2 separate regions of the Homo sapiens genome follow, and region 1 is linked to region 2. A link is a loop called in an ENCODE intact Hi-C map of the cell type or tissue named here. Cell type or tissue: Caco-2. All regions are shown on one strand.

What was found. Peaks named below come from ENCODE experiments on the same cell type or tissue, not always from the same donor. Only the 100,000 strongest peaks of a DNase experiment are listed, where the experiment ranks them.
Region 1: a loop joins it to region 2, with 10 times the contacts of the local background. A loop is called at or near these places in 17 of 110 quality-filtered maps.

What each region holds. Positions count from the first base shown.
Region 1 is chr19:38,141,430-38,143,929 of GRCh38, forward strand. It overlaps SIPA1L3 (signal induced proliferation associated 1 like 3), which reads left to right. Exons shown (of 22, transcript NM_015073.3): 11 at 1-6; 12 at 1,144-1,281. Among named protein-coding and RNA genes, the nearest start is that of SNORD152, 20 kb to the right of the region's middle. RefSeq lists an enhancer at 2,102-2,500. In Caco-2, a CTCF peak has its summit at 1,181 (motif pointing right); a DNase peak (open chromatin) is centred at 1,182.
Region 2 is chr19:37,897,281-37,899,780 of GRCh38, forward strand. It overlaps WDR87 (WD repeat domain 87), which reads right to left. Exons shown (of 6, transcript NM_001291088.2): 2 at 885-1,005. The coding sequence starts at 959. It overlaps LOC107985301 (a long non-coding RNA gene), which reads left to right. Exons shown (of 3, transcript XR_001753935.2): 2 at 649-839; 3 at 936-1,799. Among named protein-coding and RNA genes, the nearest start is that of WDR87, 8.1 kb to the right of the region's middle. In Caco-2, a CTCF peak has its summit at 1,560 (motif pointing right); a DNase peak (open chromatin) is centred at 1,591.

The DNA of each region.
Region 1 (2,500 bases), 240 kb after region 2:
CAAGAGGTAAGCACCTGCTGGGGGGACCAATACTTCCCAACCCCCACCAGCCCACACCCATCCTCCGCCCCTCCCTCTCCTCACTATTTCCTCCATCCTCTTCCTCGCCTCAAGCTTTCGACCTTCCTTCTTATCCTTATGTCTCCCTTGTTCCTCCCTCCCTCCTTCGTTTCAGCTTTCACCGTTGGCCTCTTGTCTGGGGACCCAGTGCTGGGGAGCTCTGGGTTAGAAATCCATTATACTAAGTAGACGACTGAAGCTCTGCTTTTTAGGCTGGGCACGGTGGCTCACGCCTGTAATCCCAACATTTTGGGAGGTCAAGGCAGGAGCATTGCTTGAGGCCAGGAGTTAGAGAGCTTGGGCAACATAGCAGAACCCTGGCTCTATAAAAAACATTTATTAAAAATTAGCCAGGTGTGATGCACACCTGTGGTCCCAGCTGCCCAAGAGGCTGAGGTGGGAGGATGGCTTGAGCCCAGAAGTTGGAGGCTGCAGTGAGCTGTGATTGCACCACTGCACTCCAGACTGAGCAATACCTTATCTCTGAAAAATAAAATAAAATAAAACTGTTATTTTTAAGGTGAAGGGACTGATAAGCACAAAATTTAGGACAGTGACTTCTTCCTGGAGGAGGCAGGGAAATGGGAAGTGGGGAAGCCCACAGGTAGATGTTAGCACCACCGTTCTAGTCCTGGGGTTGGCTGGTAGCTTCAGGGAGTTTGTTTTATGATGATGACAAATATAACTTAACAGATACTCTTTTGAAGATATTATATATTAAAAGATAAAAAGAAAATTTTCCAAAAAATGAAGGAATCCAACTTGCAGAGGGACATCTTGTCCCCAGGGGGCAGAGGCGAGAATGGTCTTGAGCAGCCTGCAGAAGCTGTGAGTTGCGGGCAGCCGCAGTGGATCCGGGAAGAGGGGGCCCAGGAGCATCCCAGCTTCTCTCGCCCTGTGCTCAGCATCCTCCCCTTCATCCTGAGCAGTGAATAGCAGAAGGGATGTGGCTGGGCGGGGGAAAGTTCGGTTGGTCTGTCTGTCTGTCCGTCTGTCCATCCATCTGTCTGTCCGTCCATCCTCCCAGGGCAGGGGTACCCTCCTACTCACCCTCTGCCTCCTTCCTCCCCTGTCTCCTTCTAGGCCTGTCAGCTTCCCAGAAACCCCTTACACAGTATCACCAGCAGGGGCCGACAGAGTCCCTCCCTACCGACAGCCTTCTGGGAGCTTCTCCACCCCCGGTTCGGCCACCTACGTGAGATACAAGCCATCCCCAGAAAGGTCAGCCTCCCTCAATTCTTTTCATGTTAAGGGATCTGATGAAAGCTGTGCCTCCTTCTTCCCCAGCAAATGCACACCCCCACAATTCTAGTTGCCATTTTATGGTGTTTCTGGACCCCTGAAGGTCCTCAGAGGAGCCCCATGGGGTGGTTATGTCTCAAGTTTTGGAGCAAAACTGGGCCGGGCTGGGCAGGACCCATCGTTGGCTTTCCTTGCAGCAGAATTTTGATTGCTGTTCTCTTGACACCTGTCAAGCAAGAGCATCCACTATCCAGCACGGCCATGCATCTAACTCTCTCCAGCCCTAAGCCCCTAGGACCAGGCTGCCAGCATTACCCAGTTTTCGAGATCTTTCAGGATTCAGTTCTGCCCACTTGCGTCCATCTGCAACCTGGCAGCCTGAGAGATCTCCCCAAACCCTCCATGGCTCCCCACCAGCCTGAGAGATCTCCCCAAACCCTCCATGGCTCCCCAGTGCCCTCAGGATAAACTTGGCATTCAAGGCCCTTCAGGCTCTGGCTCCGGCTGAGCTTATTCCCCAGCTGCCTTCAGCCCTCGTGCCCTCTGTTCTTCCTCTGCCCCCAGGTCCCTGTCTCAGGGGCAGCCACATCAATCCTAGTCCTTGGGCCTGAGCTGTGGCCCTCATCCTGTGAATGTCCCCTTCCTCCTCCTCCTTGCAGTGGTCCTCCTCCTGAGCATCTCTGTCACCCACCCTCTCCTCCTTTCCCTGTTCTCTTGCCCAGGCCACCACAGTGGGCTTCCAGCCTTCATCTCACCTCCCCTGGTCTACCCTCCACTCAACACTCAACAGCCAGAGGGATCTTTCTGTGTCTTTTTTTTTTTTTTTTTTTTTTGAGACCACTCTGTCGCCAGACTGGAGTGCAGTGGCGCAATCTCAGCTCACTGCAACCTCCACCTCCCGGGTTCAAGTGATTCTCCTGCCTCAGCCTCCCAAGTAGCTGGGACTACAGGCTCTCGCCACCACGCCCAGCTAATTTTTGTATTTTTAGTAGAGACGGATTTTCACCATGCTGGCCAGACTGGTCTCAAACTCCTGGCCTCAAGCGATCCGCCTGCCTCAGCTTCCCAAAGTGCTGGGATTACAAGTGTGAGCCCGTGCACCTGGCCAGATCTTTCTATACCTGAACATGCCTGTCCCCTGCTCCAAACCCTCCCACCACTCCCAGAGCCCTCAGGACACAGCTTTGGCCCCTCCCTG
Region 2 (2,500 bases):
CATTGCAACCTTTGCCTCCTGGGTTCCAAGTGATTCTCCTGCCTCAGCCTCCCGAGTAGCTGAAACTACAGGCACGGGCTACCACACCCGGCTAATACTTTGTATTTTTAGTAGAGACGGGATTTCACCATGTTGCCCAGTGTGGTCTTGAACTCCCGAGCTCAGGTGATCTGCCTACCTCGCCCTGGCAAAGTGCTGACATTACAGGCATAAGCCACCACGCCTGGCCCTGGGATCCTTGTATGCAGAGCCAACCATAGCAAAACTGAGCTTGGCAACTGTTTTCTCTGGTGCCTCCTCCCCTGTTTTAAAAAATCTCTCAGCCAGGCACAGTGGCTCATGCCTGTGATCCCAGCACTTTGGGAGGCCGAGGTGGGCAGATTACTTGAGCTCAGGAGTTCACGACCAGCTTGGGCAACATGGTGAAACCCCATCTCTACTAAAAATACAAAAAATTAGCTGGGCGTGGTGGCGTGCGCCTGTAGTTTCAGCTACTTGGGAGGCAGCTGAGGCAGGAGAATTGCTTGAACCTGGGAGGCTGAGGTTGCAGTGGGCCGAGATCATGCCACTGCACTCCAGCCTGGGCGACAGAACGAGACTGTGTCTCAAAATAAATAAAATAAAATAATAGAAAAACTCTCTTTCCAGAAGGTCAGTTCCTCTTACAATCCTCCAGAGTGTCCACTTTCCACTATCAAAATGTCCTTGCGAGAAGTCTGTGACTCATGGAAATTGATGGCCTACCTCCTGCTAAGGTGGTGACTATAGTATACCCTGTTTGCTTCCTGTTCTCAAGGACAATCTGTGGCTCTTCTGAAATGCTCATGACTGTAAGACAGGTAGCAGCCAACCTATAATATGTTTATGTCCTACATATACATTACCTTGCTTTTATTTATGGTGTCATTTAGGAGGAGTTTTAAATCTTTCCACAGGGGAATGAGCCTGGGGGAAGACATCACCGTCAGACTCCCTTGGCCCTCCTGAGGACTGTTGCTTAAAAACCTGTGGGAATCCAAAAGAGCCCAGCTTAGTCACTGCCATTTTCCGAGAAGCTAGGAATCAGAAAGCAACAACAATGAACTCATGTTTATTGAACACCTTCTGAAAGTCAGGAACTGTGCACAAGACATACCTTCTCATTTCATCCACTCTACAGCCCAGTAAGGTAGGCATTATCTCATTTTATAGATGAGAAAACTGAGGCTTGGAGAGAGCAAATTGGGAGTGAATCTTAGCGTGTTCCTGTCGTAACCCAGTAACATATATGGGTGAGAGAACCAGAGAAACCGAGAGAGGGGCTGGGAAAGAATACCCTCACAGGCAAATAATAGTCCTTCACATTTTGTGGTGTGTCCGGAGAGCATTTTGTGAAGACTGTGGGTTCTCAAAGTATGGTCCCTGGACCTCATGAACCAGGACAGACACTTAACGACTGTAAGTGACAGACACTTACGACTGCTGTTTGTAGGCTGGCCTAGTTCTCAGACAGGTGACCACTCTATTTCCTTCCAACTCATACTTCATGCTTTTCAGCTGCTCTGGAAACATGACAGTTAAATTTATAGTCTGGCCAGCAGAGGGCAACGGAGGCCAACCTTTCCTGCCAGATGTAGAAGAACTTCATCCGTTTAGAGAAATGGTGGGAAGTTGTTAAAAATGCAAATTATTGGGCCCCACCCCAGACCTACTCAATTGGAAATTCTGAGATTAAGGCCCATCAATGAATAATTGTTGTTGCTGCCCATCAATCTGAGATTAAGGCCCATCAATCTGAGATTAAGGCCCATCAATGAGTTGTTGTTGTGTTGTTTTGTTTTGTTTTGTTTTGTTTTGTTTTTAAGAGATAGGGTTTTGGCTGGGCACCGTGGCTCACGCCTGCAATCCCAGCCCTTTGGGAGGCGGAGGAGGATAGATCACCTGAGGTCAAGAGTTCGAGACTAGCCTGGCTAATATGGTGAAACCCCGTCTCTACTAAAAATACAAAAATTAGCTGGGCGTTGTGGCACGCCCCTGTAATCCCAGCTACTCTGGAGGCTGAGGCAGGAGAATCACTTGAACCCAGGAGGCAGAGGCTGCAGTAAACCGAGATTATACCACTACACTCCAGCCTGGGAAAGAGTGAGACTCAGTCTCAAAAAAAAAAAAAAAAAAAAGGAAAAAAAAAGAAAAAAAAGAGACAAGGCTTTGCTCTGTTTCCCAGGCTGTAGTGCAGTGGTACCATCATAGCTCACTGCAGCTTTGAACTCCAGAGCTCAAGTGATCCTCCCACTTCAGCCTCCCACATGCTAGGACTACAGGCATATGCCACCACACCTGGCTAATTTTTGTTTCTTTGTTTTGTTTTTGTAGAGACAGGGTCTCACTATGTTGCCCAGGCTGGCCTTGAGCTCCTGGTCACAAGTGATCCTCCTACCTTGGCCTCCCCAAATGCTGGGATTTCGGGCATGAGCCACCACACCTGGCCTATTTTGTTTTTTTGTTTCAATTTTTGTAGAGA